Linked DNA regions of Homo sapiens: regions 2, 3 and 4 are each linked to region 1. Evidence: chromatin contacts called from ENCODE Hi-C data. All regions are on one chromosome and are shown on one strand. Each heading gives the region's core, a stretch centred on a gene start or an enhancer-like site at or near the end of the contact. The rest is flanking DNA. Distances are from core to core; before and after follow the strand shown.

Evidence for each region. A loop is a pair of places that touch in the nucleus more often than their neighbours do. Pooled maps may share reads with other maps.
Region 2: a pooled map shows a loop between it and region 1 (4-fold over the local background). The contact joins the enhancer-like site here to the promoter of SYK in region 1. A Hi-C loop is called at or near these places in 2 of 37 single-sample maps with no recorded cell type and 3 of 50 pooled maps.
Region 3: a loop to region 1 is called in a pooled map, with 2.7 times the contacts of the local background. The contact joins the enhancer-like site here to the promoter of SYK in region 1. A Hi-C loop is called at or near these places in 1 of 37 single-sample maps with no recorded cell type and 2 of 50 pooled maps.
Region 4: a loop to region 1 is called in a map of OCI-LY7, with 4 times the contacts of the local background. The contact joins the enhancer-like site here to the promoter of SYK in region 1. A Hi-C loop is called at or near these places in 1 of 168 maps with a recorded cell type or tissue (OCI-LY7), 2 of 37 single-sample maps with no recorded cell type and 2 of 50 pooled maps.

What each region holds. Positions count from the first base shown.
Region 1 is chr9:90,800,451-90,803,334 of GRCh38, reverse strand. It overlaps SYK (spleen associated tyrosine kinase), which reads right to left and starts at 1,516. Exons shown (of 14, transcript NM_003177.7): 1 at 1,442-1,516. RefSeq lists silencers at 1,378-1,537, 1,558-1,767.
Region 2 is chr9:89,463,446-89,466,329 of GRCh38, reverse strand. The region is part of intron 1 of SEMA4D (semaphorin 4D); the gene reads left to right. Among named protein-coding and RNA genes, the nearest start is that of SEMA4D, 33 kb to the left of the region's middle. RefSeq lists enhancers at 1-685, 1,874-1,933 and a silencer at 2,444-2,513. Within about 2 kb of position 1,634, at least 8 of the 41 ENCODE cell types and tissues checked have a DNase peak (open chromatin) inside an H3K27ac peak, as active enhancers do.
Region 3 is chr9:89,517,608-89,520,491 of GRCh38, reverse strand. No RefSeq gene overlaps it. Among named protein-coding and RNA genes, the nearest start is that of SEMA4D, 21 kb to the right of the region's middle. Within about 2 kb of position 1,414, at least 9 of the 41 ENCODE cell types and tissues checked have a DNase peak (open chromatin) inside an H3K27ac peak, as active enhancers do.
Region 4 is chr9:89,742,289-89,745,172 of GRCh38, reverse strand. No RefSeq gene overlaps it. Among named protein-coding and RNA genes, the nearest start is that of LINC03062, 100 kb to the right of the region's middle. RefSeq lists enhancers at 1,321-1,380, 1,981-2,030. Within about 2 kb of position 1,537, at least 6 of the 41 ENCODE cell types and tissues checked have a DNase peak (open chromatin) inside an H3K27ac peak, as active enhancers do; they include OCI-LY7, where a contact is called at or near this core.

The DNA.
Region 1 (2,884 bases), core at 267-2,766:
ACCTTTTCAAATCCAAGGTAGAAGAGTAAGAGGATAAGACACAAATCAAGTAATTTGATTATAATCTCTCATTCAAATACACTTTAAAGTGCACTTCAAATACAGGGGATAATACAAATCAATTTCTGTTTTAATGCAAGAGTTTTCTAAATACGTTAAAACAAAAGTGCCGTTCAGAACAAAAATGATTTGATAAAATAATTTCAACTGACAAAGATTTCTCACTTAAAACACTTAATAATTTACATGTATTTAAGCCTTTTTGAGAAAATATAATTCTATCTATGCACTGCTCGGACTTTCACTGGGGAGAAGGAGGACATCAATGTATTTAGTTGCATTTAATTAAAATGCTGCCTGTGTGAAGGCAATGAATTTGTCCCTACTAAGACAAAGAAGTCAGATGGTAGAATCAATTCCATTTCTTCCAGGAACTCTTAGGGATTAAATGGTTCCTTTTTTTATTTTTAATACCAAGAATCAGATATGGCACAACATCTTCAACTCTTTTTTTTTTTTACTACACGCTGCAATGCTTTGAACTCTACTTGAGTTCGACTGAATCTTTGCTAAGTCAGGCAAAACTCAAAAAATATTTTGCAACACTGTTTCCAACGTAAAAAAAGATTCAAACTCTCACTTCTCCAATTGTCTTTCTAGTCCTTGAACATTCCAACAAAAGAATGGATTGCATTTATATAGTTTTTAGGTGGGCTTAAGGTTTTGGAGCCACATTGCCAAAAACAGACAAACAGACAAAAAGAAACACCCTTAACTCTTAACTCAAATTTACATTTTACTACATAAAACTTTCTTGCTCTCCAAGTTCATTGGCTAAGTAAATTACTTGACAATGAAAATGTATCCACAAGAGTAATTATGCTAAATTTTAGTAGTGGTTCAGAAGGGTTGTTGTTTGAATGCAACTGCTGTTTCTTTTTGTAGTAAAAGATTTGTCTAAGCTCATAAGACGTCTGGACATTTCTACTTTGAGTAACTTTGATAAACACTGCGGCATTTTCCAGTGGATTCGTGTAAATGGCCAAAGGAAAATGTTCTAGCTCCAAGATCGACTTCCTCGCGCTGTGCCTGATCCCAATCCCGCGTCTCCCGAGGGCCGGGCCGCGACCGCACTTTCCGCGCTCCCTGGGGGCCTGGGCGCCCTGGGGTGCCCGGGTCACTTTCCGCACGGTCTGACCTCCGTCCCCTCCGCCCAGGCCTGAGCCCCTCTCTCCCGGCGCAGCTTCTGGATCCCGAGCGCGGGTAGGTTCAGGAGCGAAGCTGGCGGAACCCACCTGTATTTTATTCACATGGTTTCAGCACTTTTACCTCGGCCGATGAAGGTAGAACAAGAAAGGGCATGAAAGCAGCGCGTCGTTCCCCGTAACCTCCTCTCCTTACCAGAAAGTCCCGGCCGGGTAGGGGACGCGGCCACACCTACCTGCGCCAGGTGAGGCGAGGGCGGGCGCAGCGCGGGGCCACCCGCTCCTCCTCGCTCTCCAGCCGCCGCCGGGGTGGCCTCAGCCGCCGGGCCCGCGGCTCTTCCTCATTTTGGGCAACTTCCTTAACGCGCCCGGGCAGGCGGCCCGCACTTCCTCCCAGTGTCGCGCCCCGCCGCCCTGGCCCGCCCTGCTGACCGCGCCCATGAGCCCGGAGCTGGGCGGGAATCGGCTGAAGCGCCGGGCGAGGCCCGCGGAATCGGCCCAGGCGGCGGCAGGTGTAGAGGAGCCCGGGTGGGGCGCGCCTCTCTCCTCCCGCCGGACAAGGGCCCTTCGCAGGCAGAGAAGGTGGGGCTGCCCGGGACATGGACCGCATCGGTCCCCCTCCTCCCCGCCAGCGCGGTGGCTTCTGTGACTGCCCAGGACCCACAGACACCCAGCGGCCCTTTCCTTTTGCTATGCAGTGCCGGGGAAGAGACTCCACTGCATGGCATATTCCCTGGAGTGTATCTTGGTCACCAAACCAACAAGCTCCAAGCTACTGTGCTGGAGCACTCGGGAGGCCTGGGCAGTGCTGAGAGGGACCCTGTAGGTGAACACCAGACTTCACGGCGCACTAGTGGGCAATGGGGCACGCTGCTTCTGAAGGCTTTAATTATTACAAAAGGCTTTGCTTCCTTCTTACCATGACGGCTCTGACGTCCACAACCAAATAAATTAAACCTATAGCCCTAAGAATGGTTTTGAGATACCCGCCTGATACCCTTCTCCCAACCCATCCCCCTTTTCCTTTTGGACATTCCTCTTTAAAATGTTCCCACAAAACGGCATCCAGACCTTCTTGATAACACTGGTTGGCAGTGCCTGTTTTAAAAAGCTTTACCCTAAGCCAAAATGCGAGAAGCAAAAAAATATATATATAATGTGCTGGATTGTAATTGCCATGGAGAAAATATAGGGATGGGACTATTTACACTTATTGGAGCCCCCAGCCTTTTCTGCTTCCAGGGTTATTGGATTTTCATTCATTTTTGCCATTATTTTTTCTAAACCTGTTAAAAGAAAACTTCAGCAGAATTAAATTTAAAGCAGTTTAATTGAGTAATGAATGATTTGCGAATGGGGCAGCTTCCAGAATCACAGCGGATTCAGAGACTCCAGGGATGCCTCATGGTCAGAACATATTTATAGACAAAAAAAGGGAAGTGACATACAGAAATTGGAGGTAAGGCAGAGAAACAACTGGATTGGTTACAGGTTGGCTTTTGCCTTCTTTGAACACAGTTTGAACACTCAGCAGTGTATGAATGGTTGAAGTATGGCCACTGGGATTGGCCAAGACTCAGCTATTGTTAAAGGCACATACTCCTAAATTAGGTTTTCAATCTTGTCTGCCTATTAAGCTAGGTTACAGTTCATCCACAAGGACTCAAATATAGAATACA
Region 2 (2,884 bases), core at 385-2,884, 1.3 Mb after region 1:
GCAGAAAGAAAAGGCGTTTCTGAAAATGAGTCTGCATCACTACGTGGGAACTCAGAGCGGAGTGATCACCCTATTTTTTGTACAAGTCAGGGGAAATTATGTTTGTGTGTGTCATTGAGCATTTCGTGTGCCTGATCCCTTGGTGTGTGCCCCAGGAGCTGCGGCACTGTGCTACGGAAGCCCCTAGCCAGGCCAGGGCTGCAAACTGCCTGGCGTGCACCCTGTGTGGTCCTGCCCCTTCATGGTGCCTTGGACACCTCGGCTTCTCACTGTGTCACATGGTGGACCATCTCCTCAAGCCCCAGTGCTCCAGTGAGCCCACCTTCCCCCCTGCCTCCAAGAAATGCAGGAGTCACTCCTGACACCATCTCTAGACACACCTTATTCTGCAGCATCACCTTCCCATCGGCTAAAGCTGGTTTCCTCCTAAACCTGTGGACTCCATCTTCTCCTCATTCCACCTTGGACTTGGGCATAGGCAGCCTTTGAATGGAGCACTGGGGCCACCCAGGGCTCACCTGTCTTTGTACAGCTCTGTAAGTCATAGATATCCGAAGGCAATGCAAATAATCCTTGTCCCTAGACGTGCAAATGGGTTCAGCCTCCTGGAGAGACAATTGACTCCCCATGGAAAAGGCTGGTATTGTGTCCGTTGGAAATTCATGTCAATATTCTTTTACTCTGTATTATTTTTTTCTTGAGGTGAAATTCACATAACATAAAGTTAATCATATTAAAGTGAATAGTTCCATGGCAGTTAGTACATTTGCAATGTTGTGCAACCTCTAGCTCCAAGACATTTCCAGCACCCCAAAAGGAAGCCCCCTAATTATCAATCCATCATGGCCCAATCCATCCCCATTCCCCCAGCCAACTCCATGTCTTTTTGTGATTCTTTGACTTCCCCTCTGAAGGGATTGTGACACCTCCTTGGTTCTCTTGTGAGTGATGATTTAATAATGTTTTTAATGCATGGTCATTTTTTTTAAGTGACCCGTTAGCAGCCATCACCCCTGGGCTGAGTGGCCAGCAATCTCACCGGATGGATGGTGCTGGTTTCCTGGGGACTTAGGCCCCTCTTGTCTGTTCTCCGCGGGATGCACCGGACTAAGGGCTCTTTTTAAAGTGAGAATCTGGTCATGGAGGGCAAGGAGGAACATTCTGTGGGCGGATCTTCCCAGTCTTGTCTGTGGGTCTGAGCCAGCGTGAGAGGCTCTTGGGTGATATGTGGAAATGTGCCCCCTTCCTGGGCTGGTCCTCTTTGCCCCTGACAGGTTGGTCAGTGAGTATTGGTTAATTATTGTGTGCTCAGTGCTTTGTAAAGCATGCGAGATGTTTATAGCTATAGAGAGGACATGGTGTCAAAAACAGAGATGCATCCAAATAAAGCAAGCAAGCTAATATAATTTAGAGCCAGCATATGCTTGCATTAGAGATGTCACTGTGGGCTGAGCAGAGAGCAGGACCCTCGCCCTGGGGGTGCTCTCCGCACCCTCCCCCCACACCCCGTGGTAACTCAGGCTTATCCAGCCCTCTCCAGGAGGCGGGGGACCCCTGCAACCCTGCCCATTTCCTAATGGACCCAAAGAATGAGGATGTGGTTTTTGTCTAGCACTCACCTCTCTGATGGTTGACCTCTGTGACTGCCTGAGTTGCTGTCAGTTTCCCCTGGGGGTGCTTCACTCTGGGGAGACCAGTGGGTTTTGAACCCTGTCCTCAGTGTCCCTGTCCTCTTCTTTGTTCCCATGATCTTGCAGGGAGAGGACCTGTTGCTGCCCTTCCTAGCTGGGGTGTTGCACCCCACATCTGAGGGGTCTCTCCTTATTGATGAACTCCTGTCTTTTCCTGTCCAGATCCTGGGCATTGGGGAGGTGGCCAGAGGCAGCCTGGCTGCGCCCTGCTGCTGGACTTGTAATGTGTTGCCCCCCACCCCCAACTGTGGCTGCCTTGCCCCTGAGGTCCTCAGCCCCACCCCAGCTGTTTATAATCATCCGAAACCCAGGTCGGAAGGCAGGATTTCCAGCCATTCCTTTTTTCTCACAGGTAGCATCTTGGTGAAATAATTCAATTTACAATTAAGTATTTTTGTTTTACATCTTCAACATGATTAGAACAAAGTGTCCTTGGTCCCTGAGAGCGTAGTGCATCTGAGAGAAGAGAGGAAGAAACAGGCTCACAGTGCGGTTTTGTGGCAGTTTTCTTGGGGGTGGGGGAAGGTGAGTCACACTCTCCATTTTTGACTGGTGTTCTGATTCTGAAATTTAAGAAAAGCACATAGAACCCCAAAAGCACGTGTCTAAGGTGGAAAGTGGAGAAAGTGCCCCCATGACTGCAAGGGTTGAAGTTAAGCCTTTGGCTCTAGTTGGCACGATTTGGTTCTTTTTTTTTTTTTGTCTGAGACGGAGTCTTGCTCTGTCACCCAGGCTGGAGTGCAGTGGTGCAATCTCGGCTCACCGCAACCTCCACCTCCTGGGTTCAAGCAAGCCTCCTGCCTCAGCCTCCCAAGTAGCTGGGATTACAGGTGCCCGCCGCCACACCCTGCTAATTTTTATATTTTTAGTAGAGATGGGGTTTCACCATGTTGGCCAGGCTGATCTTGAACTCCTGACCTCGTGATATGCCCGCCTCAGCCTCCCAAAGTGCTGGGATTACAGGCGTGAGCCACCATGCCCGGCCCACCATTTGGTTCTTTAAACACAACATAGAGACCTTGTGTTGTGAATACACTTTGGAGACTGGTTGACGCTAATTAGTTTTGTACCTCCCCACCTCTGCTGCGAAAATGAAAAAGCAGCAGCGAAAAAGGGCTGGTCATGACCTGGATGAGAAAGAGCAAGTCTGGGACTTGATCATGAAAAGCCCCCAAGTAGCCCTGCTGAACAGA
Region 3 (2,884 bases), core at 165-2,664, 1.3 Mb after region 1:
GGATTAATTTGGTTATCATAGGAGTGGGGTCCTGACAAAAGGATTCTCTCTCTTGCCTGCTCTTGCCATTCTGTGCTCTGGCACGGGATGACACAGCAGGAAAACCCTCACCAGAGGTGGGCCCCTTGATCCTGAACCTCCCAGTCTCCAGAACGGTAGAAAGTAAATGTCTGTTCTTTATTAATTACTCAATTGCAGGTATTCTGTTGTATAGCAACACAAAACAGACTAAGACAAGCCTTCATCAATGTGTGTGGGCACCATCTAATCCACTGACGGTGATTTTTGTCCAGATAGAACAAAAAAGCGAGGAAGGGTAAATTTGCTCCCTCTGCATGAGCTGAGACATCTATTTCTTCCTGCCTGCGAACATCAGCACTCCCAGTTTTTGGAGCTATGGAATTGGAGTGGGACTGACAGCACTGGCTCCCTGGGTTCTCAGGCCTCTGGATTTGGACTGAATGATGCTGTGGAATTACACCACTGGCTGGCTCTCCAGCTTGCAGACAAGTAGATCATGGAACTTTTTAGCTTCCATAATTGGGTGAAACAATCCATCATATATCTATCTATCTATCTATCTATCTATCTATCTATCTATCTATCTATCTATCTATCCTATTGGTTCTATTTCTCTGGAAAATCCTGACTAATGCAGCCTGAAGCCAGTATGTCCCCTGATCTTTGCAACAGGGCTCTGTGTATGTGTGTCTGGCATGCCTTCAACATTCAGTCAGCCAGTTAATTGCCAACTCTGCTTTGGCCTTCACTTCCTGCTGGCACAGGGCCTCAAGGTCAGCCAGAGGTGACAGCTCTGGGCCTTCTTAGGTCTTTCCTGAGCCTGCGCACACCTCTGAGCATGGGCACAGCCTTATGCATGCACTGCAAATCACCCCAAGCTAGTAGCTTAAGACAACACCATTGTATCATATGACATTTCACAATTGTAGGGTCAGGAATGTGAGGAGGACTAAGCTGTGTGAGTTGCTGTATAGGGTGTTTCATGTGGTGATAGTCAGATATCAGTGGGGCTGGAGTCATCAGAAGGCTTGACTGGGCCAGCCATCCGGTGACTCACCCACCTGGATGGACACTGATGCTGGCTGCCAGCTGGTAGCCCGGGGTTGTTGAATGGATCCTCTCCATGTAGCCTTTTGCTGCAGCCTGGGCTTCCCATGGCATGGTGGGCTGAGGAGGCTCAGGCTTCTTATTTGGTGGCTCAGATCTCCAAGAATGAGGGCTTCAGCAAGCCCCGCAGGAGGGAGCTGTCAGCCTTTGATGACCTGGCCTTTGAAGTCACAGGCACCATTTGGTTGTACTCTTTGTTGGTTGGTACTCTTGGTTAAAGCAGTCTGAAAACCTCCTTTTGCTTCTCATGCCACCCTGGGGGCTTTCCTGGGACATGCCCCGGCTGCATGAGGACTGAACCATCAGCTCGTGAGAAGTGAAGATTTTAGTCCAGGAGGGCAGGGCCTTCTAGAGTTTGCTTCTTGACCTGTTGCAGACACACAGTTGAGCCCTCCCAGATCTGGTGAAGGGAACAAAACTCACTCCCTGCCCAAGTTCCTGTTCTGGCCTAGTTTCTCTGCATCCCTGAGGCTACAGTTTCCAAGAAGGCCAATTCTTTCCAAAACCAGACTCAAGGCTGCATTTAACACCAAGGGCTTTCAGTTATTTCTGTGCATCTGACAATCTGGAGACCCCTTCCTTCCCCCTCCCCAGAAAGGAATCGGGTTAAGATTTGCCAAGACTCAACAAAGCACAAAAAGGAAGTGATCTCTCTGTGAAAGGTCTCACTCAGGTGCTGGGCTGTACCATCTCCCAGCTCCAGGCCCACCCTCATGTACAGACAATCAGGGGTGGGAGAGTGGCTGTGCCTCGCACTAAGGACAGATGTGCTAGGGCCTCACCTGTCACCCTCCTGGCAGGGGTCACCAGGCTTTCTTGAAGTCTCCTCAAGCTGAGATTCACACTCATTTTCCAAAGGTCTAGCAGCAGATATGCAAAGATCAACTACGTGCTTGTCAGGAACAGGTAGCATTTTCTGCTGTCAAGGGCAAAAAGATACTATCCCGAGGGCTGGTATCCCAGGAGGCAGAGGATCCAAGATACAGCCATCTCTCCTTCCTCCAAGCCTGTGCTGTGTGTTGCGCCCTTACCCGGATGGCATGGAGGCAGTCTCTGACCTCCCCTACCCTCCCTGCCCCTCTTCACATTTCCTTCCCAGGCACCCGACCACAGGCATGGAGGCTAAAGGCCCTTGATGGACATCAGTGAGCCTTCAGCACCTTGAACACAGTCCGTTATCATAGTGATGCATCTGCAGCCCCTCTGGGGTGTCAAGGGCACTGGGGCCACAGACAGCAGCCCTGCAAGGTGTGTAGGCTGCTGTTCCTGCCCAGGACAAAGAGACAGCCTCCAGGCCCCCAACCTTCTGTTCATGGAGATGATCTACTTTGCTTGTTTTAGATGTTGGGACGCACATGTTTTGTTTGTTAAAAAAAAAAAAAAAAAAAAAAAAGCCTGGCTAAAAAAGGCTTAAAGACACATATGTGGCCCATAAGCGTATGAAAAGATGCTCAATATCACTAATCATTAAGAAAATGCATATCAAAAACCACAATGAGATACCATCTCACACCAGTCACAATGGTTATTATTAAAAAGTCAGAAAATAACAGATACTGGTGAGGTTGTGGAGAAAAGGAAAGGCTTACACACTGCTGTTAGGAATGTAGATTAGTTTGGCCACTGTGGAAAGCAGTCTGGTGCATTCTCAAAGAACCTACAATAGAAGTATCATTTGACCCGGCAATTCCGTTACCCAAAGAACCATAAATGATTCTGCCATGAAGACACATGCACCTGTATGTTCACTGCAGCA
Region 4 (2,884 bases), core at 288-2,787, 1.1 Mb after region 1:
AGCAATCCTTGGGGATTGGCCAAGGTAGAAAGGTAGAAGCTGGGCTTTTATGCGGCATCCTAGGGGCCACACAGCTTCTAACTTTTCCACCAACACCCATTCTGAAGTGCTGGGCCTCCATAGAGGAAGTCTGCCCTGAGGCCACCATGCTGTAAGGAAGCTCAAGCCACACAGAAGTGCTCCAGGCAGCTGCCCAGCTAAGCCTAGCCTTGCAGAGCTTCCAGCCCAGCCCTGAGCCCGCAGATAGAACACACCCAGGTGTTTGCATGCCCCAGCTATGGAGTCACCCCTCTGGGTGAGCTTTCCAGCAGCCCTGCCTGAACACCTGACTCACAGAACACATGAGCCCAGGGAAATAGGCATTGCTTTATGCCGTGAAGCATGGGCTAGGTAGTGACACTGGAACAGTGGATCCATCTGCAACAGGAAGATCCAGGCCTGCATTTCTCCAGCAGGCATGATCCACCATCACACACACTCTCAGCAGCCAGGCCTAAGCTGAGGTATGTAAGGGACTGCCCTGGGTGATGACTGAGGAGTGAGGGGATGATTCCAAACCCACCCCCTTCCTGCAAGGAGGCTAGAGTCGAGAAGATGGAAATAAATTGATAAATCACCTGTCACCCCACCAGAGCCCCCAACCATGAAACTCTGGAATGAGACACATAGGTGGTGATCCTCACATGCCCAGGACCGGGCTGGCCACGGTCAGTGAACTTAGCCCCCGGCCAGCCCATACCCTGGCCCCACCCCATGGTGGATGCCCAGAGCCTAGAGCTGGAGTCAAAGACACCATAAAAGCAGAGCCGGCGGCATTCCCGGGACAGTAGGGCTGTCTGTGGTGAGTCCCACAAATCGTGGTCCCCCTGAGGCTCTTAGACCACAGCAGACATAGAAGCCCTGCCAGGCAACTCTCTCCAAGGACACCAAAATTATTCTGTCACTCCTGGAGCTGCTGTAAACATTGTGAACCAGGCGAGAACCTCTTTGAAGTTCAAACCTTGCCTACCCACAGAAAGGGACTCTCCAGCCAGGCAGCTCTTCACAGGGCAATTAAGATGTTGTCTCCAGGTATCTGGGCAATTTGCAGGGTTCGCTGTGGCTTTTCCTGGCAGTCAGCTCTCTGGCTCCTGCCAGAAGGCTAGGTACAGACGGGCAGTAGCCAGGAGGCCCAGGGCAGGGGCTGCAGCCAGGGAAGTCTGGGACCCCTGGGGGCAGCAGGGCCAGTTTGGAGGCTGCAGACGCTCCCTCCCGCCACAGGGCTGTCTCAGGCCAGCCAGAGCACACCTGAGCTCTGTGCTTTGATGTCCTGTCTTTGCAGACAGCTTTCTTAGCTCTCACTGAAACTGTTAGAAGTGATTCTTAGCATGCCTTTTATCAGAGACCAGAAGAAGGAGTTGAAAGTGGGACTCTGGGGTTTTCAAAAGAATCTGCAAGACTGGGGAGGGGAAGAAAAACCGCCTCAAGCCCTGAAAGGAAGCAAACAAAGGTCTATAGTCTCCCCGAGCCTGGAGGCCACGGTCCCAGGCCTGTGATGTGTGTAAGGGGAGGGGTGTGCTCAGAAAAGCTGCTGGGTTCACAGCTTAGGGTTTGGGTTGTGGTTTCACTTGGATCCTGTTAGAAATCTAATTATAAAAACCAAAGGGGCAGGTTCTCAAATCCCAGGCAATGGGGCACCCACCACCCTAAGCCAGCTCTTCTGCCTGGGACCTCCCAGAGTGTGCCACCTCCTGGGCTCTGCAGGTGAGGTGGGGAGGGCTCCAGATGAACAAAAATGCAAAATGAGAGCAGACAGCTGCAGTGATAGCAACCCACAGCTGGGACTGAGTCCCACCAAGCAAGCAGAGGCCTGGACTCCCTGAGGCCACAACGACCCGGCCGCGGTTTCTCAGGCAGAAGCTGCTGCCACAACCCTTGTAGGCCCAGCTGTTTTCACGGTGCTATTTGCCATAAAGGATGTCTTTCTTCTGGTTTGGTAAGAGAGAGACCTTCTCAGCAGCCATCAGGATCACAGCAAAGCCCCTGGTCACCAGGCAAGCCAGGCTCCCAAGGCCAAAGACATGTGAGGATGATGTGATACCTGGCCAGGAATGAGGTATCCCAGGCCAGGTGCCTGCAGGTGTTGGGTAGATGAGGGAGACTGCACCCCACCCTCAGGAGCCACCACCCACGGCGCTGATGGACATGCTGGCCAGCAGCCTAGCTGGTTTTTATTGTAGTAAAATATGCACAACATAAAATTTACTGTCTTAATTCGTTGTTCAGCGTACAGTTCAGTGGCATTAAGAACATTCACACTGTTGTGCAACCATCACCACCCTCCATCTTCAAAACGTTTGCATCTTGCAAAACTGAAACTATCCCCATTAGACAACTCCCCAGCCCCCAACCCCAGCCCCTGGCAACCACCATCCTACTTTCTGCTTCTACGAATTTGATTGTAGCTGGGACACTAGCTACCTCAAATAAGTGGAATCATACAGTTTTTATCCTTTAGGTATCTGACTAAAGGTAAAGGTATTTTTAAAGACATTTCAAGGCTGGGTGCAATGGCTCATGCCTGTAATCCCAGCATTTTGGGAGGCCGAGGCGGGCAGATCACCTGAGTTCAGGAGTTTGAGACCAGCCTGGCCAACATGGTGATACCTCATCTCTACTAAAAATAGAAAAATTAGCTGGGTGTGGTGGCACGCACTTGTAGTCCCAGCTACTCGGGAGGCTGAGGCTGGAGAATCGCTTGAATCTGGGAGGCAGAAGTTGCAGTGAGCCGAGATCTCACCACTGCACTCCAGCCTTGTAGAGCAATTCTCCATCTCAAATAAATAAATAAATAAATATAAAAATAAAAATAATGACATCTCAATTGAATTGATAGAGTCATTTT